Linked DNA regions of Homo sapiens: region 1 is linked to region 2. The links are chromatin loops, found by intact Hi-C in ENCODE. Cell type or tissue: heart right ventricle. All regions are shown on one strand. Links, peaks and the distances in the headings refer to the core of each region. The heading gives the core; the rest is flanking DNA.

What was found. Hi-C counts contacts between places; a loop is a spot of excess contacts. Peaks named below come from ENCODE experiments on the same cell type or tissue, not always from the same donor. Only the 100,000 strongest peaks of a DNase experiment are listed, where the experiment ranks them.
Region 1: a loop joins it to region 2, with 7 times the contacts of the local background. A loop is called at or near these places in 64 of 110 quality-filtered maps.

What each region holds. Positions count from the first base shown.
Region 1 is chr17:78,007,573-78,020,011 of GRCh38, forward strand. All of the region lies in intron 3 of TNRC6C (trinucleotide repeat containing adaptor 6C), which reads left to right. Among named protein-coding and RNA genes, the nearest start is that of TNRC6C, 55 kb to the left of the region's middle. In heart right ventricle, for the core only: a CTCF peak has its summit at 6,475 (motif pointing left); a DNase peak (open chromatin) is centred at 6,459.
Region 2 is chr17:77,767,677-77,780,115 of GRCh38, forward strand. No RefSeq gene overlaps it. Among named protein-coding and RNA genes, the nearest start is that of LINC01987, 45 kb to the left of the region's middle. RefSeq lists enhancers at 1,497-1,997, 2,345-3,200 and a silencer at 7,537-7,737. In heart right ventricle, for the core only: a CTCF peak has its summit at 4,909; a DNase peak (open chromatin) is centred at 4,935; H3K27ac peaks cover 546 bases.

The DNA of each region.
Region 1 (12,439 bases), core at 2,379-10,378, 240 kb after region 2:
TTGACTTCCCTCCCCTGCTCCAGATTGTGTGTCTATGAGGGCAGGGGCCACATTTGCCACAAGGCAGCACCCAGAAGTCTCAAGGCCCTGAGTTGTTTGAATATAGGAAAGTGTTTAGCAATTTGAGAGAGTCCGAGAGTTGGATACTCTTAAGAGAGAAGCTGCAGTTATAAATTAGATTGCATAATATACTGAATCAATCAACATTGTAGAAGTTTGAATAATTTTGGTTTTGATAATTAGCTCAAACTAGACCAAATCAATTAGAAATTCCCTTACTCTGCAATATTACACACCACTCAACTAGTAGCATTCGTAAAGCCATGCCCCAATTATTTAGCATTATATTTGACTTAATTTTCTCAATAATAGAAATGCTTTAAATTTGGATTTGTTTTAAACATTTTCAAGGAACTTTTTAGAATATATGACATGCTCATCTATGATACTCCTCTACCTTCTCCTGGAGAATATTAACTAGTCTAATCCGTTCTTAATAGATGAGTCTCCATTATAGCATTAATTATACTTAAAAAAATGTTTGCATCTGGCTATAACCATCAAACTTGAACTATGAATTCTTATTTAAAAGACTAATGCCGAACTGAAGCTAACTGGAAATATATGTTTTTTGAATAACTTAATATAATATGTAGCATGCTTTCCTACCCTCCCCCAACAAATTTGAAAATTAGATTTCTAGGAAGTCTGCTTTGTAAAATTACCACTGAACAGAAATTTTGTTCCTGGCTATCTTTTCAAATTCTGACCTGTGATATCTTTGGGTCATTTTCTTTTTAAGATTCAGGCCAAGTGAGTACGTTTGTGTGAAACACTATGCTGCCAACATTCATACCCCCATCCTACCCTGATGTGATCATGGGAACCACGTTTTCTCTGCAGCCAGGAGATACACTTTTATTCAGCCCCGGGGGTTTTCACTCAAATAGTTGATTCACTTTGGCTTTCATCAGTTTCTTCCTCTTGACTCCCCCTTGATTTTCCTCTATGCCTCTAAGTCTGCAAACCCTCCAGTGGGGTTGACATCCTGCACTCCTAAGGAGTCTGGGCATGTTTCTAAACCTGGAGGCCTTTTCCTTAGTTGTCTCAGAGTGTTGGGTTGTTGTTGTAGTCAACTTTTTCTTATTTTTCCCTCCTGTGATGAAAAACAAAAGTTATATATTCTGATTGAAAATAATTTGAGATTATCTAAAGAGAAATTAAAGTTCACTCGAAATTCCTCTGTCCTGAGATATTTACCCATTAACAGTTAGCCATCCTTGAATGCATCTCTCTATGAATTCATATACATAAATATATATTTATATGGACTCTCCACTGCTCCCCCGCAGTTAGCACTCCTGGATCCCTATCCCTTCAAGGAGCTGCACCAAGCAATTTGAAAACCTCTGTGGGAGCCTATTCATAAACTAGCCCTTTGTAAATTCTGCTGAATATCGTCTTTGCGTTGGTGACCAAAGAAAGAGACAGCCGAACACAATTACCTGTTACCTTAGTGAGACCCTAGATGCTCTTATACTGGGGGAAAAGGGAATCAGATATAATCCTGTTGCCATTAACTTGTGCATTGTAGCTCTCTGTGGAGTAACTGGGGTCCAAGTGTCACTTCAGACTGGCATGGGTTTTATGACCATAATGAGTAATCAGTTTTCTTTATTTTTGGCACTGCCCTTAATTGAGGCACAGGTAATAATAGCTTTATTTGTGATATGATGACCTTGGGAGCCTAAGTTTTCAGTATTGTTTTCTGGGTGTTTTCATGGATTGAGTGAGGGTTTTTTTAATGATTAACTATGATAATTTTCATAAATGTGAAAATTTAATTCAGTGCTTTTAGCCAGATTTGTTTAACTTCATAAAGTAGATGTTTTCATACAAAAAGCTCAAAGTTAATCTTACCATGTATGAAAGTGAATACCTTCATGACCCATTATGGTTCATGGTCCATATCATTAATGAATTATGTTTTTGTTTTTTTGAGATGGAGTTTTGCTCTTGTTGCCCAGGCTGGAATGCAGTGGTGCAATCTCGGCTCACTGGAACCTCTGCCTCCCAGGTTCAAGCAATTCTGCTGCCTCAGCCTCCAGAGTAGCTGGGACTACAGGTGCGCACCACCATGCCCAGCTAATTTTTGTATTTTTCATAGAGACAGGGTTTCACCATGTTTGCCAGGATAGTCTTAATCTCCTGACCTCGTGATCTGCCCACTTCGGCCTCCCAAAGTGCTGGGATTACAGGCGTGAGCCACTGCCCCTGGCCTGAATTATGATTTTTAAGTCATATACATCTGAATTTATACTTTTTTTGAGAGAGAGGGTCTAACTCTGTTGCCCAGGCTGGAGTGTAGTGGCACGAACACAGCTCACTGCAGCCACCACCTCCGAGGCTCAAGTGATACCCCAACCTCAGCCTCCCAAGTAGCTGACTACAGGTGCATGCCACAGTGCCTGGCTAATTTTTGTATTTTTTTATACAGGCAGGGTTTCGCCCTGTTGCCCAGGTTGGTCTCACACTCAAGCAGTCCACCCACTTTGGCCTCCCAAAGTGCTGGGATTACAGGCTTGAGCCACCAGCTCAGCCCAAATTCGTACATTTAATTAGTATCCTAATCTTGTTTATAAAGAGTATAATTTTAGTTTTGCAGTGAGGTATTAAACTTTACCATGCGTTCAGTTTGTAATTGGTAAACAAAACCTCTAGGTGCTTTTGTTAATAATGTAAGTCAGTTGAAGCCATAGTCTTCCAGTAGTCTTCAGTTGAGTGATGGAGGTTTTAGAGTCACAAAGTATTGGCAGTGTGCTTAGGCTCATTCTAAACATATAAAGTTTAATATCAATCAGAATGAAAAGTAGTAAGAATTGAGGTTTATAGCATATCTTCCCAATTTTATAGTCACACATAGAAATATATGTTTTTCATATGTTTTTTCTACAACCACATAATGGGGCTGGAGACATGAGTATTCTGTATTTGTTGTCAGTATAATTATTAATTTTAGGAAGGAACTTAGACACTTAGGATGTTTTCAAATAAGGCTGAAGGAAATTCCTAAGAAATTGATTGTATGAGGTATCTTTAGGGGATGGCATCTTTTAGGTTTGAAATATTAGATATGTCTTTCTTTAGCTATGTTGCTTTATATTTAAAGTGTTTATTTTACTGTTAAATTCCAGGGGGAAATATAATAAACATTAATTTTTTTCCATGGAAACAAAAAAAATATTAAGATGAGACATTTTAAAAATATATAGGTTATTCAAAAGGGTAAAAATGTATTGCCAGAACCTCTGAGTAGGTACATGAACGTATAAGTTCTTGAACAAATTGTGAAACAAAGGAAGTGAGCCTAGCGGCAAGGAAGCGGGGCGCTGTGCTCCGGGGGCGCCTCCCGAGGGCACTTCTCCTGAGTCTCAGATAAAGTGAAAGTTCACATCTCTGTTTCATATAACTTTTCACTAAAACTTTAAACATAAAGGCAGTTTCTAAGTTTAGACAAAGTTACAGTTTATAACTCTAAAGGATGCTGACAGTCTGCTGTCTAAAAAATAATTTGTTTACCCAGACCAGTTTCTTTTCTGTGTTTTTTTAAAAACAACTTTATTGAGTTATTGTGGACATTATATTTAAAGAGAAGAAATAGATAAGTGTTGGCATATATTCACCTGTTAAACCATCACCATGATCAAGATGACACCCATCATCCCTGAAGGTGTCCTTGTGACCTTTTCTGATCCATCTCCTCTGTCCCCACCCTACCCCCATCTGTCTCTAGGCAAACACTGATCTGCTTTCTGCCACTATAAAAGAGTTTTTATTTCTAGAACATTGTATTGAGGGACTCCTACACTGTGCACTTTGGCTCCTTTCACTCAGTGTATTGCTTTTGAAATTCATCCATGCTGTAGTGTGTATCAGTAGTTCATTCCTTTTTATTGCTGAGCAGTGTTCCATTGTGTAGGTGTATCACAGCTATTTATCCTCTTCATTCTCCTGTTCATGGACATCTGCGTTTTTCCAGTTTTGAGCTATTGAGTAAAGCTTCTTTTAACATTTATGTACAAGTCTTATATGGCTATATACTTTCATTTATCTTGAGTAAATGTATAATAGTAAAATGGCTATGGCATATGATAGGTGTATGTTTCATTTTTCAAGAAATTGCACACAGCTCTTTCCCAACGTGTTTATACTGTTTCACAGTTCTGCATCTTCACCAATGTGTGGTATGGTCATCTTCATAATTTTAGCCATTCTAATAGGTATGTAGTGGTATCTCATTACACTTTTAATTGGCATTAACCTAATGACTAATGTGGCACTTTATTTTAATGTGCTTATTTGTCATCTTGGTGAAGCGTCTTTTAAAGTCTTTTGCCCATTTTTCATTGTTATTTATTTTCTTTTTCCAGATTGGTTTCTGATACTAAATTGGCCTCTAGAGTTGGGCAGAAAGACTCATCGCTACAGGTTGTCTACATGCCTCAGTCATTGCCCTTCTATGTGTGTAGTTACTTGTAAATAGTAATATCAGAAAATATGCACTTTCAAATAGAATCACATTTTATCTAGCTTTTAGCATAACCAAAGATTACATTAATAAATGAGCTAAATATTAGTCACATTTTGCTACCTAGAGATGGCTAGTTAATTCATTAATTAACTTAAACAGTTAATAAATACCTGTTAGATGGCAGAGATCAGTTCCCTGTTCTCAAAGAAGGAAACTACAGACACTGGGTTCTCCTTGAGGGTGGAGGGTGGAAGGAGGGAGAGGAGCAGAAAAGATCAGTGTTGGGCACTGGGTTTCATACCTGGGTGATGAAATAATCTGTACATCAAGCCCCCCATGACATGAGTTTACCTGTGTAACAAACCTTCATATGTACCTCCTAACCTAAAATAAAGGCTTTTTTAAAAAAGTTCCCTGTTCTCAAAGAGATATTTTAGTGGGAAGAGCCAGGCAGATAAGCAAATATATGTATATGCAAATGAATGCAATAAAATGTTCTGGGCATTGTAACTGCTTTATCTCAGCCAGGTGTCAGTAGGTCAGTATAAGCATTTCATGGCCAGTGGCGGATAGGGAGCCAGTGCTTCCAGGTATGAGAAGTCAGGCTCTAAGGAAAGTACAAAAAAGAAATTTTACAATGTTGGCAGCAGAGGAGCTGCTGAGTGAGGTGGTGGCCAGTGCAGTGAGGACCCAGCAGATGGTCAGTGAAGTTGGTTGTGATTTATCTATCTCACACTTTCTACCTGAAAGGATTTAGGTTTGGTCATCTTTTCATCAAATATTTGCATCTCTATAAGAAAAGATAACTTGTTTTTAAAAGTAAGTGAGAGAATTGGGAAAGGAAAATACTGATATGAATGAGGTAAGTGCATACAAGAGCTGGGCCACTCCCAGTTGTGCCCTAAGTTTGCTATGAAAGCAAGGACAAGGAGGGGTTGCCTTATCCCAGTCATCTTAAACCCGTCCATCAGGTCATTAAAACTGAGCACCCTTACCAAGCTATTCTACCCAAAAAAGAGTTGAAACTGTTTTTCAGCTCTTTTGAGAGAGGTGGAAGGTGGGAAGCTAGCTCATAGAGTCCTTGAACACCTTCCTAAGGACTTTAGATCTTCTGGACCAGAGAGGGAGCCATTGGAGAGTTTTAAGTAGGAGAGTGACATCATGAGATTTGTGCTTTAGAAAGATCACTGAACCTGCAGAATTGAAGACGAATTAAACAGAGGAGGAGAGAGGGCTGGAGGCAGCAGGTACAGTTGGATCAGTGCATAGGTCAGACTCCAGCTTACTAGCTAAGTGGCGGGGGTAGACAGGGAAGGGTAGTGATGATTGATAGAGTAGGCAGAACTTAGAAACTAACTGAGCTAACTAATCATTTGATCCAGCAGATATTTATTGAGCACCTGCTATTTGCTTGGTACTGTGCTGATTGCTATGGGAAGAAAATGTTAAAATAGAGATACACTTCCCACTCTCATGGAGCTGAGTCTTATGAGGAATGGACATAAATCTCAACCACAGTGATACATGTATCCTTACTAACTGGGATGGTGACTGTGTGACAGCATCAACAAAGGAGCCCAAACTTGGCAGGAGTTGTGGAAGGTATCATTGAATCTGAAGGGTGAGCAGGACCCAACTAGGCCAGGGAACACTCCTACATAGAGAGGGAACAGCATCTGTAAAGAGCCTGTGGCCGTATGGAGTATGACATTTTCCATGAACTAAACAAACAGGAAGCTATGAAATAGCAGGGTATGAGGTGAGGCCAAAGTGAGAGATGGGGATTGGTTCACTATGCGAGGCATCAAAGAGGAGTTGTGCTCTTTTGCCTAAGAGAATAAGAAGGCTTTTCCAAATCAGTTTGAAATAAGGCCAATTTCTCTCCTCCTGCACCAGCCTTGTCTTACTAAATGTTGGAGTAGTTTAACTTTGGCTCCCTCTTCTGGCGGGTTGTAGGATTCTGCACTTTTGGAGAGAAAATACCTAAGATTACTGCTATTTCCCAATTTATCAGTCCTGGGAGAACACATTTGAGACATAATTCCACTTAAATCTTCTGTGTTTCATGAGATTTAGGATTTGCCATTTGTTCTGAGAGCTCATTTAGTTCAGGATGATTTAGCATGAAAAGAGATGTGGTCAAGAAGGAGTTAAGGGAACTGACAAGCTCTACACCCAGTGGACTTTCTTTGCCTTTAATGTTTTGTCCAGTGTGTTGCCTCACTTGGAGAGAGTTATGATCAATGTTACATATGAGAAGATTACAGGAGAGCCAGTAGGCATTAATGCTGTCTTGATTACTCAGCTTTAACATATGCTCTTAGCGGCATTTTCTAAATTGATCTTCTAAATAAGCCTGTTGTTTAAAAAGAACTTAGATGTGCTTGCATATATGATACATAGTACATTTTCTTACAGCAGGAATATCCAAGGGCCAAAACAAAGTAACCTTTTAATGAAATGATTCTTACTGTTTGTAGTCATTATTAAAATAATTTTGCTTTCTTTTAACATTCATGTTATCTAGTATGTGATGTATTGAGAGTGGCATTTGGTACCTTTTAGAGAGGTAACTGTAATATGCTAGAGTAGAAAATACCTCTGAACGGCATTTCTCATTAGCAACAGACACTAAGTTAATGTAGTTTGTAGTTAATGAGTCTGTGCTTGTTTTGAGTTGGGCTCCAAATGTTGCCACGGTGATAGATCAGCCAGAAGCATCCACTGAACAAACAGAAGGCACCACTTTGTATCCCTCCAGGACTGCTGATGAGCACAGCAGATGGACCCTCCGTACTCAGAGCTGTCTTCTGCTCGCATCTCATTGTTCTAAGGCAACTTCTCGCCACAATGTTTGCTGCTGTATAGGCTGCAGAAGAAATTGTAATAACAAAAATATTCCTTGGAATCACTGATTATGTTGGCACAAGAGAATAGTTCTCTTACATAGTCACATTTGCAAACAATCTTATATTTGAGTAAATTTAAAATGTTAAGAAACTCTGAATCTTTGAATATTTATTCTGAAATGACTAGAATTACTGCTTGATTTTTGACAATTTTTTTCATTGTGTGGGGTGTCCATGCATAAGAGAAGTTCTATGCTTTATCTTACAAAAGCTTGTTTCTTAAGTTCTGAGATGACATCAGTCATAGGACATATCATCTATTCAATAACGTCCTGTTGACAGAGGTGGAGCATGAATGAGGAAACCTTGTTGTATTTATACATCAATTGTAAGGGGCATCCAAATTTCAGAAAGAAGATGTGTTAAAATGTGTGGGTTAAAAATGTCCCTCCCAGTTAGCATTTTTACCTATAAAAAGTTAGTTTTAAAATATACTGCTCTCATCCATTTCACACCTACTTGTTATTATACTTTAGGCTAATGGTGGCAGCCCACGGGATTCTAATTGAGGATCCTTTTAACAGTAAATGCCATTACTGGGAAACAGTGGTATACCTAGCTCATACCACATACTGTGATGTTGTCTAGGTAGATGGAAGATTTAAATGTACTACTTGGGCCAGGCACAGTGGCTCAGCCTGTAATCCCAGCCACTTTGGGAGGCCGAGGTGGGCGGATCACCTGAGGTCAGGAGTTCCAGACCAGCCTGGCCAAGATGGCAGAACCGCATCTCTACTAAAAGTACAAAAATTAGCTGGGCGTGGTGGTGGGCGCCTGTGATCCCAGCTACTCGGGAGGCCAAGGCAGGAGAATTGCTGGAACCCAGGAAGCGGAGGTTGCAGTAAGCCGAGATCATGCCATTGCACTCCAGCCTGGGCAACAGAGCAAGACTCCATCTCAATAATAAATAAATAAAACTCCTTGCTAAAAAAGTCTATATGCTCTTAACCAGATTTCGGCTGAAGAATATAGAAACTACTCTAGCTGTTATAAGCAGAAATGGGTTTAAAATATGGAGGACTGGGTGCGTATAAAATCACTGAAAGGGCTGAAGGGGGTAAACTCTAGGCTGGGCCTTCAGAAATGACTCCCCAAAGAGTTCCCTGAAGAGCTGCTACCTCCAGGAATAATTGAGAGGCCCTATTGGCTCTCTTGACTTCTAGAGCACAGTGCCACTGCCGCAGACCAGGGGTCAGGAAGCGGCACTAACACTGTCTCTCTCAGCCACAAAAGGAGCGATTGGGAATGTGGCCCCTGCACAGAAACTGCCACCATCTCCAGTACTGTGCTTACAGGCACCCACAGCCAGTACCTGCCAGGTCACATGCACTCACATGTAACTGGGGGAACCAGATCCCTAGCCTCAGCTCTCCTTGCACGGAGGCTGCATAAGCTGTGTGCCAGGCTTGTCAGTCCTGCACCAGGTGTGCCTGTGGTGGTGGGTGGGAGAGACCATTTTAACTACTTGCTTTGTAAACATTTAAAATAATGGGATGGCTGTTCATTAACATTCATCTAGCGCCTAACACTTTCCAAACTGTTGGAGATATGGGAACCAAATTAAGGGGGGTGGTTTAGAACCAGAGTAAGATCTAATCCTCCATTCCTGAGTACAGCTGTCATTACCTCTTCTAAATTGCTGCAGTCTCTGCCTGCCTTCCCTTCTTTAGGTCATTCTCTGTGGTTCCTCCTTTAACATGATTATTTAACTTCTGTGGCTTCCATTGCTTCTGAGAGGAGGAGGATTATTATACTATAAACGCTTACTGTGTACTAAGTGCCAGTCACTGTTCTAAACCATTCTTTACGTAGATTAGCAATCAATCCTCAAGGAACTCTCTCAGTAAGGGATTCTTAGCTCCCTTTTATCCCCCCGCCCTTGCCCACATGTTATGGATGGCATGACTGAAGGATGGAGAAGCTAAGTAATTTATCCAGGATCCCCAGCAAAGAAGTGGCAGAGCTGAAGTTTCAACCCCAAGGCCATACTTGTAGCTACTGCACTCCCTCTCAGGAGAAGTGTATGGAACTGATAAACCCCCAGTTCTGAATGGTGATGATCTTTGCTGGGGGAAGGTGGAGTATACAGTCAGGGAGGGAAAGATAGGTGGGGCTTTGGTGGAATGGGGACATTTTATTTCTTAAGCTGGAGATTGGCTCCATGGAGATTTGTTGATTATTTGGTCTTTATGCCTTTTTAAAAATGTCTTAAATATTTCTAAATAAATTTTTAAAGAAAAGACTGTGTTGGTAGTTATGACTTGGGTGATTGAATAAGATAGAAGCACCTCAGCGTGCTCCCACTCCTGCTCTCCTGCTCTGTTCAGACCAGGGTGAGGAATGTAAGGTGGATCATAGGGAACTTCTTTTCCCATGTTGCATTCCTGCTCAGGTGGCGGAGCTGAACAAGGAGGGCACCGCTGCCTCCTCTCCCAACCACATGGCTCTAGAGTCTGCACAGGGTCTCAGAGACCTCAACAGCTTGAAGTGCTTGTTGAGCTTAGGTAACCCATGACTGCACAGCTGTTCAGCTCACCATGGGTTAACAATTGTAGCAACCTGTCTCTAGAGTTTCTCTCTGAAACTGGAGGCTCCAGGCTTCTCCTAGTGTGGCAGCCAGGCAGGAACACTGAGGAGTATCCATCCATGGAACCACCCAGTGCTCTCCCAGCTATAGGTCAAGTGATACAATCCAAAATCCTTCCAGGGTCTCTGCCTACCTCTCCAGCCTCCTGTGAAACAACCCTGCTAGGCTTCAGCCCCCGAAGGCGAGAAGCTCTTTTCCATTTCAGGGCCTTCCCATGCACTGTCTAGGCTGGTGGGAGTGAGTTTGTAGGTACGAGGTGCGCACACATACACACAGACATACTCTACCTCGCTAACCCTGACATACTTTTTCAGGCTCTGCTTAATTGTCACTTTCTCAAAGGAGCTTTCTGAATCCCTAAATTAGGTTATCTTGTCCCACTGTTCCTTTTATCATGCTTACAACAATGTGTAATTTTCTATTTGTGAAATCATTTTAAAGATAATGTCTCTTCTACTATATGATAAACTATAAAGACAGGAACCATATGTGTGTATATATATGGTTTTTGGTTTTTGGTTTTTGTTTTGTTTTTTTGGTTTTTTTGAGATGGAGTCTTGCTCTGTCGCCAGGCTGGAGTGCAGTGGCGCAGTCTCGGCTCACTGCAACCTCCACCTCCCGGGCTCAAGTGATTCTTCTGCCTTAGCCTCCAGAGTAGCTGGGACTACAGGTGTGCATCACCACGCCCGTCTAACTTTTGTATTTTTTTGAGTGGAGATGGGGTTTCACCATATTGGCCAGGCTGGTCTCGAACTCCTGACCTCGTGATCCGCCCCGCCTCGGCCTCCCAAAGTGCTGGGATTATAGGCGTGAGCCACCATGCCCAGCCGGAACCATGTTTTTTTATATAATACTCAGTATTCACAGTGCCTGGCACAGAATAGGAACCCATTAAATATTTTCTAAATAAGGAGAGGATAGGTGGGGATATTGACATGTTTGGGGGGGTGGAGCAAATGGTAGGCAGATTGCATGGGAAAACAACGAGTTTGAGCCCTTATTTACCGTGCTTTCCTTTTTTTGCAGCACTTTACACCTGGTGAACCATGTATCTTACTTACACATCAAGTTTATTATTGATCCTTTTTCTCTACTAAGATGTGAGCTCCACAGGGCCAGGGATCTCTCTTTTGTTCCTTGATACAGCCCCAGCCTAGAGGAGGCTGAGCTGTAGAAAACCTCTGTATTTATTGAATGAGTGAGTACTGTCTCTATAAACTAGAAATCCAGGCCATAGATTGAGAGAAGCTGGATGGCATCAGGATTCCAGAGTGCAGGAAAAGTTTTAAGCAGTTACAAGAGGGGGGTTTTGGCAGTCCATGTTAGGTTAGTAAGAGGAATTCTTGGTGGCAGCAGGTGCTTATGCTAGTGTTAGTAGGTAACAGAGCTCATTGCTGTTTCTGAGACTACATGTGGCAGTGTCAGGCGGTCTGGAAATGACTGAAGGTTGGGATGATACAGAAGTATGGATAGCAAGCATAGTGAAAGGAAGGAAGGTCGGGGGCCTCGGCTGTTACAGATGACGATATTGAAGTGACTGAGCATGATGAGACTCAAGCCAACTAAAATGGCTAGGAAAGAAGCAGAGAGAATGGGGTTGCAGCCAGGACTTGAAAAGGCTCAGACCCTAGCAAGGGTAGACTGGAGGCTAACGAGGCTGGGTCAGCAAGGCAAGTTCCTTCTGTCTTGGTATCTTAGAGATGACAATGTAGTAGAAAAGTCTGAAAAGGAGCTCTTTCAAAATCAAGTTCTCCAAAGTCTGAAGGGACAGCAGCCTGAACTTTGTGTCCATACTGTAGCCTGTCATTTTAGAAAAAGCAAAATGTGGGAATCTCTCTATTTGGCCCTGTTATGACAACACTACCTGAAAATTTTAGCTGAAAGCAGAAAATCCTTGGAAAGAAAATTGTTTTAAAAGACTGTTGCTTTCTTATATAAAGAGTTACCATCTACCTTTTCACCAGCAGATGTCACCCTCATTTAAAAAACAAAAGGCAAAAGCTTACTAGGCAAAGAGTAACCAAAATTTCCATCTTGCTGAAAGTTTTTTAAAATTATATATGTAGTTATTAAATGGTTGCTATCTTAATATTTCTTAAATAAAACAAATGATTTGTTGAAAAATCATAAAGAAACTAAAGTTCCCATTGCCTTCCTGTATTCTCCTGCTGCATGAAAATGCTGATATGCAAAAGGGTAGGTTCCCATGTGAGTCCTTATCTGTGAGGTATGGCCCTAGAGTCAGGTCTTTTTGAAGAAGGGGAATGTCAAGATTGCTTTGATGCCCTGGTTTTTTAGACAGTAATAGACCCATAAGTGAGGATCTGAAAAGAGTTTATGGCTAGACAAAAAAAGAAAATGCCCATTTAATTTATCTGTGTTACAAGAATAGATCCAGATTTTGAGATCTTC
Region 2 (12,439 bases), core at 967-8,966:
CCAGGAAAGCCAGTGGTGTGACTTAGTCCAGGTCCAAAGGCCCAAGAACCAATGGTGGCACTGGTGTAAGTCCTGGAGTCCAAAGGCCCAAGAACCAAAAGTGCCGATGTCCAAGGTCAGGGAAAAAATCGATGTCCCATCTCAGGGACAGAGAGAGAGAGTCCGCCCTTCCATTTCCTTTTTGTTCCATCCGGGCCCGCAGCAGATTGGATGATGCCCATCCACACTGGTGGGGGCCGAACTGCTTCCTCCAGCCCACTGACCACCCTCACAGACGCACCCGGAAAGGCATGCTTTCCCTGCTGGGCACTCCTCAGCCAGGCCAAACTGACACGTAAAATAAACCATCGCCAGCTGCCTTCCCTGCAACTCAAGCTGGAGATCCCCCACCTCTGGGTTCTGTTCTTGGACCGCTGTTTGCCTGGAGGAGGGAGATAGAGCGAGAAGAGAGAAAATGGCAGGCTCCATACCTGTTTGCACTTGGATAATGCAGTGGGCTGTGTGTGCAGGGAGGAGTGCCAGCCAGGGCTGTTTGTTCTAGGAATGGTTAATCCCTGTTCAAATTTATATCCTGAATCTTTAATGCAACTATGTCAATGAAGAGTCGGCAGCATTGCTCGGCACCGCTGGCTCTGACTTGCAGAGTACTTAACTCAAGCGTGAGGAGTTCCGAAGGTCCTCGAACACATTGGGATCCCACCCTCCTCCCATACACACTCACACATCCAGGAACCCTGGAAGGCTGGCCTGGGGGAGAGAGACAGATCAGAGCAATGCAGGGCCGGATTTTGTAAGTGGTGATGCTGACCGGCATCTGCCTCCTGTTCACTGTGTAGAGAAATCACACTACGTGGCTCCGTGTAGGGACCTTGCTTGGTTTCAGTTTGCAAGTATTTATTTAAAAAATAAGTTCTGGTGTTGGCCAGGAGTTGAATAATCTCAAGAAGCCGACTGAGAGCAGTACAGACTGTGTAACCAGCTACACACTAACTGTAGGGGGGTGTGGCAGCCTGAGCTCTGGGCAGAGGCAGGAGAGCCAGGAGAAGCTAGCAGCCAAGGGCTCCTGGGCAGGACTGTCCCCTCTAACTGGAGAGGAACCTCTACAGGGCCCCGCAGTATGCACTGGTGAAGGTTCCATGGCCAGGTCTCCAGTGAAACGGCCCTGATTTGGAGCGTGTGCCGATTCCCAGGTGTAAACGGTCCCCTGGGGCTCATTTCCAGCTGTCAAGGTGAGGTCACACACCTGTGCAGGACACCTGCAGCACACCACCAAACCAGCAAGCTTTTATGTTACTCTGAAGTTTTATTCTCTTTTCTGCTGAGCCGCAAGCAGAAGAAATAGAAAACTTGGAAGGAAAAGCAGGGTCCTTCACCAGAGGAACAAGAAGCAAACAGCAAAAACCTTTGCCTGCAAGTGAAAGGGCCAGAGGGCTGGCCAGAGGCCACCTGCAGGGACAAAACCACCTGGGAGCCCCAGACATCCCCACTCAAGTCCAGGCTGGCCCCAGCCAGGGGCAGCAGGGCTGGGGGTGCTGACCAAGGTCACAGCTCAGGTGGGAGTGGGTCCATGGCACAGGGAGCCATTCCTAAGGGAAGATCCCAAAGCTGGTGTCTTCACAGAAGAATGGTGGGAGCTGTTTCCTCATCTGTAAAATGGGGTGATAGCACATCCCCTTCAGAAGGCTGTCGTGAGAATTAAACGAGCAGGTGACTTGAAGTGCTTGGCAGGATGCCTGGCGCATACTATGAGCTCATGCAACAGGGACCCAGTGGTACAGATGCCAGCGGTGTGTGGTGGGAAGGCCAGCTTGGGAGTAACTAGAAGTGGACGGGACCTGTCTATACCATGGGCCCGGGGAGGGGAGGCACACACCACAGCTGTGGGCATCTGCTCGGTGGCTGAAGAGTTGATCTTCAGCAAGGACAGGGAGGAAATCAGGGGATCTTTGCGGAGCTGGGAGCATGGCCTGAGACTTGGAGGACAGGAGGACTGAGACCTGCAAACCCACAGCAGCGGATGGGAAGGGATCTCCAGAAAAACAAAACGCGGAGATGGGCGTGCTGGACTCTTTCTCACTCACTGCTTCTCCATAGGGTGCACTGGACTCTTTCTCACCCACTGCTTCTCCGTAGGGTGCTCTGAGGCAGTGATAGCTGCGGTTCATGAAGTCTTGACCACTTACTGGGCCAGTGTTTCCCAGACGCATTCCCTGGAAGACAGCAGCCGTTAGGTCAATAGGTGTCACCAAAACAGGTTCCACGACTAACGCCAGCCTGCCTCCTGCCACAGCTTCCCTGAGAGCGTCCCCAGCCCTTCTGAGCCTCAGCCGAGTGACCAGGGCTGCCGAATTAACGGGTGCTAGTGAACAAATGCCCTTCTCAGATCTCACGCTTACATTTTAAGCTGGGTCTCAGTGGGCTTGCCCAAAGGAATAAAGAATTGGCAATTTTGGGCAGGCTGAATCTCTGTGGCAGGGACCTATTAAGGTGGAGTCTTTCCAGTCTCTTCAAATTATAACACCCTAGTAAGAGGTCATGTCGCCCATGCAGGAAACGTGTGCCCTCTCTCTCTCTCCCTCCCCTGTCTTCCTCTCTTCCTCTTTCACACTCCCTCTCTTTCTCTCTCTCCCGTCTTCTCTCTCATCCTTACCTCCCTCCCTCTGTCCCTTCTCCTCCTCTCCTTTCCTTTCCCCATGTTCTGGAACTGAGGAATCCCTAGAGCCAAGCAGTCCCTGACTGACAGCTGACTTGGTGATGCAGGTGGAGACTGCAGCAGGGGGGGCTGGATGCGGTGCTGGGGGCAATGGGCCTGCTGGGTGCGTTGGGCGGGATGATGCCCAGGTTGGCAGGATCACCGTGAACCTGGATGAGTGGATCCCTGGGCGCCCACTTCTCCGAGGGAGGGCTGGACGCCTCCTCCTGTCTGAGGTCAGGGCAGCAGTCTTCCCAGCCCCAGGATTCTCAAGCCCATGGTGGCCTCTCCTGGTCTGATTCTCACCTCGCCTACTCACTGTGGGCCCCAGGCAGAGGCCCAGGGAGAATTTCTTCTCACCTCTGACGCAGACCCCGAAGGACTGAGGACAGCACCCCCACTGCGTCATCTGATGACGCAGGGAGGGAGGGCTTCCCCCAGCCCACCCCCGGCTGCAGCCGACCCTCTAGAGCCTGCCCCAGCCTGCCAGGCTCCATCCCCTGAGACCAGCCTTCAGCAAGCGTGGGACGGCTCAGCCCAGGCACCTCGTCAGCATGACTCAGTGCTAAATGATCAGATGAAATGGGCCTTCCCAAGGCCCAGCTGGAGGTGATGAGCTTCAGCAAGGAATTTGTTTTACCTCAAACTGGGATGTTTAACCCCAGGACAGGAAAAAAAAAAAAAGAAAGAAATCCCTGCTCACTGCCTTCCCTGGTGATTTCCCTGTGTGTGTGGAGGGGCTGAGTTGCTGGGCTGTTTGCAGGGACAGTTGGATGGAGCTAGATTCCGTGGCGGGAAATGGTATCTCTTGTAGCCACTTAAGACAGGGTGAGCCCTGAGCAAGGCAGAGGCTGGGGTCTTCCCCTGTGTGGAGGCTCCCGGCATCTGACGCCTCTGATGTCAGGAAGGGAGCCCGGCCCACCACAGCGGGACCCAAACCTCCATCACGTGCCCTGTGGAGGCACTGAGTGCAAGTCGGTTCTGGCTGGGACGAGTGAAGGTGGAATGATGCCCTGGTGAGATGCGAGCTGAGCCCCGGCTGCACCCCTTAGCAGCTGTATGACTGACAGAAGGTTCCCCGATCTCCCCAGCCTGGGGTTCCTCATTGCAAAACAGGGTCCCAGACTCCCAGGTCTGTTGCGAGGGCTTCTCTCGGCACAGAGCCTGGCACATGCCGGGTGCTTGTAGGGGGCCTCAAATGGAGTCAAGAGATGGAGAAAGACGGCTGGACTCCGGGGCAAGCCAAGGTCAAGGGGTCAGGAGTTTCTCCTGAGGCTAAAGGGGACCCTAACAGGGCACAGGGAGATAGAGATGTCTGCTGAGCTGGGGACAGGACCGGGCACCCTCTCAGGGGCCCTCTCAGGGGCCTGGGGAGACAGACGGCCTCGGCCTTGGGGCTGACAGGGCTGACACGGCAGAACACAGCCTGCGCCTCCCTGGACCCACCTCAAGTGCTGGCCCTCATATCTGAGGCTCCTTCTTCTTTGCACGTGGTCTCTCACTCAGGATGCCTGAGGGCTGGAGCAGGTAACCCCAAGGTGACCCTGGGGTCTGGCGATGTGGGTCCTGGTCCCACCTCTGCCTCTTCCTTGCAGTGAGATCTTGGGCACAAGACAACCCCAGAATGGAATGGGTCTAGGAGCGAGAATGGGGTGGGACGGGCATCTTCCAGGGGAGCTCCAACCTGGGCAGCCCCACCCAACATGCCCCAATCCCCAGGATTCAGGGCCTTCCCTCCCTGCAAACATCATTCTCCTCGCAGGCTCACAGGCTCGTTACAGGCTAATCCCAACCCAGCCTCAGGGCCTCAAGGGCAAAGGGAGGGCAGACAGGCTCCTGCTCCAGTCCTGGCTCCTGTGTGACCTCAGGCAAGTCACATAACCTCTCTGAGCCTCCAGGTCCTACCTCAAGGAAAGGGAATAATGAGCTCTTCCATCCAAGGCTGCTGTGGCAATGAAATGTCACATGTCATGTAGTTTTAAATAAGGTCATGTGTATAAAATGTGCGGGTGCTAGGAGCCACCCAGCACATGCTGGTTCCTTTCCTGTCCCTGGACCTAACTCTGATCCCAGACTGCTGAGTTCTTGGAGAACGTTATTCCCTGGGTTGCAAGCCACCTGCCCATCCCAGGCCTGTCCAAGGTCCCCCAGGGCTTTGTTCTACCAGGCGACTGAAGGCATTCCCCTTCCTGCCCCCATCTGCCTGTTCCCAGGCCCTCCAGATGAGGCCGCTGTCTGCCCTCAACCCGCCCACAGCAGCCCGGCCCCTCCTAGCCCGCGTTTGCAGGGCTTGGTCAGCCGCTGTGTCTGAGCCTGCTGGAATCTCAGATCCCTCTCCCCTTATCCCATGTGACTCAGTCTCCTTCCACCCATGGAATCTCCTCCTATCTCTCCCTGTGTCTATCCTCACCCCCTGCCTTGTGTAGGGTGGGAGACTGGAGTCCTGCCCACTGCTTCAGACCTCTCGTCCTGGAAGGCAGCCCTCTGGCTGGGCCCTGCCACCTGGGGCCACATCGGATTTTGCTGCATCTCCAGGGACCACCCTGCCCCCCTCACTTCCCTTTTCCTCTTCCCACCAGGATGCCCTGATCCCCCTGCCCAACCCAGAGTCTGGGCTGTCCCCAGCCAGTCCCAGCTACGGGTTCCCAGTCTCCACTCTCCCCAACCCCTCTCCAGCAAAGGCCAGCTCTGCGCTTCTCCTCGCTAGAGCCTTGCCCTTCAGGCCCTCTTCTGGCCGAGATTCACCCAGCCTCCACCCCTCACCTGGGTGAATGGCACCTCTGGCCTCACAGTTTGGGTGTCAGATTCTGGAGTCAGGTGCACAGATCTCAAAGCCTGCCTCTGGGCCACTGATGTGCTGAGTGATCTTGGGCGGGTCCACCCTCCCTTGCAGACCTTCAGTTTCCAGATCTGATAAAGCAGCAGTGATTATGCAGCTGAGTCGAACAATTAGAGTTTGAATTGCAAGAGTTCCCTTATGCTGGGATTTTCTGCCTCTGTCACCCCTGAGACAGCAAGACCAACTCCTCCTCCTCCTCCTCCTCTTCCTCCTCCTTCTCCTCCTCGGTCTCCTCAATGTGAAGACAAGGAGAATGAAGACCTTTATGATGATCCACTTCCACTTAATGAATACTAGACTTTCTCTTCCTTATGATTTTCTTTTCTTTTCTTTTTTGTGATGGAGTCTCACTCTATCACCCAGGCTGGAGTACAGTGGCGTGATCTTGGCTCACTGCAACCTCTGCCTCCCGGGTTCAAGCAATTCTCCTGCCTCAGTCTCCCAGATAGCTGGGATTACAGGGTCCCGCCACCACACCCAGCTAATTTTTGTATTTTTAGTAGAGATGGGGTTTCACCATGTTGCCCCAGCTGGTCTTGAACTCCTGACCTCAGGTGATCCCCCACCCCCAGCCTCCCAAAGTGCTGGCATTACAGGTGTGAGCCACCGCGCCCAGCCTCCTTATGATTTTCTTAATACCATTTTCTTTTCTGTAGCTTATTTTATTGTAAGATTGCAGCATATCATACATATAACATCCAAAATATGTGTATTAGCTCTTGGTGCTATCAGTAAGGCTTCTGGTCAAAAGGAGGCTCTTAGCACTTACATTTTGAGGAGTCAAAAGTTATACCCAGATTTTCGGCTGTGTGGAGTCAGCACTCTAATCCCCACATTGTCCAAGAGTCAACTGCACAACCTCACAGAGCTGTCGTGGGACTGAACAGGACACCATACATCAAGGGCCTTGCACACAGTGAGTTCAATCCACTGAGGTTGGGCATGATAACCCCCAGGGTGGCAGACACAGCCCCGATACACAAATCCTGTTTGGGGCCCTGCCACCTTTTTCCCGAGACACCAGCTGTTGGGCGTCCTCTGCTTCTGACGGGCCCCGTTGCATTCTGGCTTGACAAATGCCAGCTTTTGCCGAATCTCCCGCTCTGGGACGGGGGACATCACAGTTGAGCAGTTGGAACAGAGAAGAGTGTTTGAAAGGGCATGCGGTATCTGGGCCATGGAGGAGGAAATGGGGCATTGGTGGGTGGGATGGCAGGGCTGCCAGCATCTGACCCAGGAGGCTGGGAGGAGGCTGCTGTGTGAATACACGCTCGGCCTCTCACAGTGGCTGCCGCCGCATTAGCCCCTTGTGCTTCAGGGAACAGAGCATCCGTGATGGATGAGACTTTAATTAAAGTAATGAGACATTTATAATCGCGGTTATCTCCAAAATTAGGCCTTTTAGCAATTATTCCTGGGGAATATTCCTCCGGTAGATAGCTCCCTTTTTAGAACAACGTCGGGGGGTGGTCTGTACCTGAGAGAGATTTTCCCAGCAGGCCCTGGGCTGTGACAGGTCAACGATGAGGTTTCCCTGGAAAACAGGACGTGGCTTCTGCCTCAGGTTTCTCTCCAGAGGAGCAAAAGTTCGATGACCCTGGGCACCTAGTCAGGTCATAGGACACTTCTAGTGCCCTCAGAGAGGGTGCCTTTGGGCTCAGAACCTGAAGATCTGGGTTCAAGTCCTGACTTTACAACCTTGCTGTTGCTGAGACTGTTTGCCAAGTGGGATGTGATGGTTGATACTGAGTGTCAGCTTGATTGGACTGAAGGATGCAAAGTATTAGTCCTGGGTGTGTCTGGCAGGGTGTTGCCAAAAGAGATTAACATTTGAGTCAGTGGGCTGCAAAAGGCAGACCCACCCTCAATCTGGTGGGCGCCATCTCATCAGCTTCCAGCGAATATAAAGCAGGCAGAAAAACGTGAAAAAGCGAGACCGGCCTAGCCTCCCAGTCTACATCTTTCTCCCGTGCTGGATGCTTCCTGTCCGTGAACATCAGACTCCAAGTTCTTCAGTTTTGAGACTCAGACTGGTTTTCCTTGTTCTTCAAACTTGCAGACAGCCCATTGTGGGACTTTGTGATTGTGTCAGTGAATATTTAATAAATTCCCCTTTATATCTATCTATCTATCCTATTGGCTCTGTCCCTCTAGGGAACCCTCACTAATACACGGGATGAAAAGCACACGGGCTGAGAGGCGCCAAAGCCATAAGGTCTGTGAAAGTACTTTGTAAGGTCTCAGGCATCAGGCCCCAATATGTGACCATCATGTGTTCCTAACAGCAGATTCCAGAACATTCCTCTTTAAACTCCAGGACAGTCCCTTCCCTAGGGTAGGGCTTTGCCCCCAGAACTACTCATTGTCTGGGTTTCCAACACTGTTCATGGCCATTGATTAAAAAAAAAAAACAACCCTCTCCCTCTCCCTCTCCCTCTCCCTCTCCCCCTCCCCCTCCCCCTCCCCCTCCCCTTCCCTCTCCCTCCACGGTCTCCCTCTGATGCCGAGCCAAAGCTGGACGGTACTGCTGCCATCTCGGCTCACTGCAACCTCCCTGCCTGATTCTCCTGCCTCGGCCTGCCGAGTGCCTGCGATTGCAGGCGCGCGCCGCCACGCCTGACTGGTTTTCGTTTTTTTTTTTGGTGGAGACGGGGTTTCGCTGTGTTGGCCGGGCTGGTCTCCAGCTCCTAACCGCGAGTGATCCGCCAGCCTCGGCCTCCCGAGGTGCCGGGATTGCAGACGGAGTCTCGTTCACTCAGTGCTCAATGGTGCCCAGGCTGGAGTGCAGTGGCGTGATCTCGGCTCGCAACAACCACCTCCCAGCCGCCTGCCTTGGCCTCCCAAAGAGCCGAGATTGCAGCCTCTGCCCGGCCGCCACCCCGTCTGGGAAGTGAGGAGCGTCTCTGCCTGGCCCCCCATCGTCTGGGATATGAGGAGCCTCTCTGCCTGGCTGCCCAGTCTGGAAAGTGAGGAGCGTCTCTGCCCGGCCGCCATCCCATCTAGGAAGTGAGGAGCGTCTCTGCCCGGCCGCCCATCGTCTGAGATGTGGGGAGCACCTCTGCCCCGCCGCCCCGTCTGGGATGTGAGGAGCGCCTCTGCTGGGCCGCAACCCTGTCTGGGAGGTGAGGAGCGTCTCTGCCCGGCCACCCCGTCTGAGAAGTGAGGAAACCCTCTGCCTGGCAACCGCCCCGTCTGAGAAGTGAGGAGCCCCTCCGTCCGGCAACCACCCCGTCTGGGAAGTGAGGAGCGTCTCCGTCCGGCAGCCGCCCCGTCCGGGAGGGAGGTGGGGGGTCAGCCCCCCGCCCGGCCAGCCGCCCCGTCCGGGAGGTGAGGGGCGCCTCTGCCCGGCCGCCCCTACTGGGAAGTGAGGAGCCCCTCTGCCCGGCCAGCCGCCCCGTCCAGGAGGGAGGTGGGGGGGTCAGCCCCCCGCCCGGCCAGCCGCCCAGTCCGGGAGGTGAGGGGCGCCTCTGCCCGGCCGCCCCTACTGGGAAGTGAGGAGCCCCTCTGCCCGGCCAGCCGCCCCGCCCGGGAGGGAGGTGGGGGGGTCAGCCCCCCGCCTGGCCAGCCGCCCCGTCCGGGAGGGAGGTGGGGGGGTCAGCCCCCCGCCCGGCCAGCCGCCCCGTCCGGGAGGGGGGAGGGGGGGTCAGCCCCCTGCCCGGCCAGCCGCCCCGTCCGGGAGGGAGGTGGGGGGATCAGCCCCCTGCCTGGCCAGCCGCCCCGTCCGGGAGGTGAGGGGCGCCTCTGCCCGGCCGCCCCTACTGGGAAGTGAGGAGCCCCTCTGCCTGGCCAGCCGCCCCGTCCGGGAGGATGGTGGGGGGGTCAGCCCCCCGCCCGGCCAGCCGCCCCATCCGGGAGGTGAGGGGCGCTTCTGCCCGGCCGCCCCTACTGGGAAGTGAGGAGCCCCTCTGCCCGGCCACGACCCCGTCTGGGAGGTGTGCCCAGCGGCTCATTGGGGATGGGCCATGATGACAATGGCGGTTTTGTGGAATAGAAAGGCGGGAAGGGTGGGGAAAAAATTGAGAAATCAGATGGTTGCCGGGTCTGTGTGGATAGAAGTAGACATGGGAGACTTTTCATTTTGTTCTGTACTAAGAAAAATTCTTCTGCCTTGGGATCCTGTTGATCTGTGACCTTATCCCCAACCCTGTGCTCTCTGAAACATGTGCTGTGTCCACTCAGGGTTAAATGGATTAAGGGCGGTGCAAGATGTGCTTTGTTAAACAGATGCTTGAAGGCAGCATGCTCGTTAAGAGTCATCACCACTCCCTAATCTCAAGTTCCCAGGGACACAAACACTGCGGAAGGCCGCAGGGTCCTCTGCCTAGGAAAACCAGAGACCTTTGTTCACTTGTTTATCTGCTGACCTTCCCTCCACTATTGTCCTATGACCCTGCCAAATCCCCCTCTGCGAGAAACACCCAAGAATGATCAATAAAAAAAAAAATAAAAAAAAAAACAACCAATCAACAAACAACCTCATAAGCCCAGCAGACCGTGAAGGCCCCAGGAACTCAGGGCAGAAGTTAGCAATGTGGGTTCTGCCCTCGTTGGCCAGAAAGGTGCGGTGTGGCCATTTCACTTCCCTCGCTGGGCCTTGGATTTCCTTACCAGAAACATGATGGTCATAGTCACTGGCCAGTTGACTGCCCAGAGGTGGCACAAGGATGAAATGCAATTGGACTCAGAGAACCGTACCATGAGCCTAAAGCATCTCATCATTCAACCCCACAAATCTCAGGACAAAGTCAGTGCTCCACGGCGTCCATCCCCGGCTCCTCCCTCCCTAACTGGCAGAGACCAGAGGGACACACACGTGCCTCAAGTTCACACAGCAACATGGAACACCCAGGCCTCTCGTTTTCTGAAGCTTTTCCACCCCTCCAAACCTTTGCTATAATTATCACCACTGCAACTTTTAACTAAAACTGATTAAAAGTTTACCACGTGCCAGACACTATTTTAAGCATTTCTCCTGCATCATCGCATCAAATCCTCATAGTAACTCTGTGAGAGTTGTTATTGTTGTTGTTTCTGTTTCACAGACACAGAGGAGTTGAGAGATTTCCCCGAGGTCACACGGCGACGTGGACCCAGGTGTACGTCCCTTGCAAAGCTCGTGCTCTAACCATGACACCACACTGCCTCTGGCCCTGATGACTCTTGCAGACACTCTGACGGTTTGGTCCCAGTTCCTGGTTGGAGGGGGACCCCTGATAAACAGGGGTCACTGCTGATCTGGCCTTTCTGGAATTCTGCAGGGTCTGCCCTCACTTCCCTGCCACTCACCCTCACCCCACCCCCAGCCTCTCTGCTGTTTGCTGCTGTACCGCACAGCCTGTTCACCCCAGGATCTGCCCCTTCCTCTTCCAGGGTTCCAGGGCTTCCCAGAAGTCAGGCTTCCATTCCCGCAGGAAGGGTGCAAACAGGCCAGTTCCTGCTGTGGGGAGGAGTGGGTGCCACAGTCCCTCAGATCACTAATCTATTCGATCCTACTGTGTGCCAAGTGCTGCTCTAGGTGCAGATGAACAAGCCAGGTGGGGCCTGCCCTTGGGGAGCCTGAGGCCAATGTGCCCGAAGGGTGCCCAGTGCCCTACAGCCCGAGACAGACCCTGGCTGCATGAGGCTGCCCAGCACTGCACCCCAGGAGACAGGACAGCAGGAGAGCAGGAGTTGGACGCCCGCCTGCCCATCCAGCAGCAACAGGCACTGGGAAAGGGTGAGGCCCTGGGGAGAAAGAAGGCAAGGGAGCCGGGCAAGCAGCAGGCAGGAGAATCACAGAGCAGCTGTGCCCAGGAGCCCTGGCATGGGGGCCATGGCCAAGCAGCTGTGGCTGCTTCCTCTGTGTCTGTCTTTGTGGCCCTGGCCGGGATGGCGCTGGACCCCAAGAGGCTGCCTAAGCCAGTGGGCATGGCCTCCTTAGGCAGCCTGGGTGATGAAACGGACCAGACCCCTGGGTGTGGGCATCACTCTTGCTCTGCCAGGAAGAGGCAGAAGGACCAATGGCAGCGGCAGGGGTGGATTCTTGCCCAGCAACAGCTGCCAAGACTCTGGGTCCCGGAAGCAGCCCCTCCCTGCCTCCTTTCAGTGCCCTGGCTTTGCAATGCAGGGATTTGCCAGCCTGAGCTCTGCCAGCCTGGGTTCAGCAAATCCCGCAAGAAGAGCCGGCTCCCCACGGGATTGCCAGTGGACCAGTGAGATGCCTCCTTACCAGTGCCCACAGCGGGAGGGGTGTGAAATCGGGACTGGCTCCCTGAGAGCTGTTAGAGGCCACCCTAACTGCCCATGGGTATTCGGCTGAAATTCAGCTCCTCTGGGAGAAAAATCTGGAACAGAGAAGGAGGCTTTAATCTGTCCGCAGGCACTTCAAGGGGAGAGGAAGGATTCCTTTAGAAGGGGGCAGGGGTTGCTGGAAAACAAGGCTGTGGTTTTAGAGGAGGGCAGTTAGGGTGGCCCCTTCCTGGGGGTCTGGGCTTGGGGCCCTGCCTGCAGATGAGGGGGATCCGCCTGGGGCAAGGTCTTGAGAGAAGCCCCATAGATGGCCCCGTCATGTGGAGTCAGCGGCTGTGGTTCGGGGGAAACAGGGAGGCCACCGCCTGCTTTCCCGGGCACCGTGTGGCTGACCCACCGCAGTTGGAGGTCTTGGCTCTCAGGGAGCTTGTCCCGATTTCCCACCCCTCCCGCTTAAGGGAACTATGGGCCGCCTGGCCCTGTGCTGCCCGCCTGCACTGGTGCATCTTCAGCTGATGAGAGGATGTGAGGTCTGGAGTGAGGCCAGCATGGCTTCGCCTGCCAGGAGCCTTCCTCTGCTCGCTCCTCTCCCCCAGCCCCGGGACAGGTCCCCATGTCCCAGGCACAGTGACACTCTCTGGCATGGAGCCAAGGCAGAACTTGCAGCAGCCTGGGAAGGT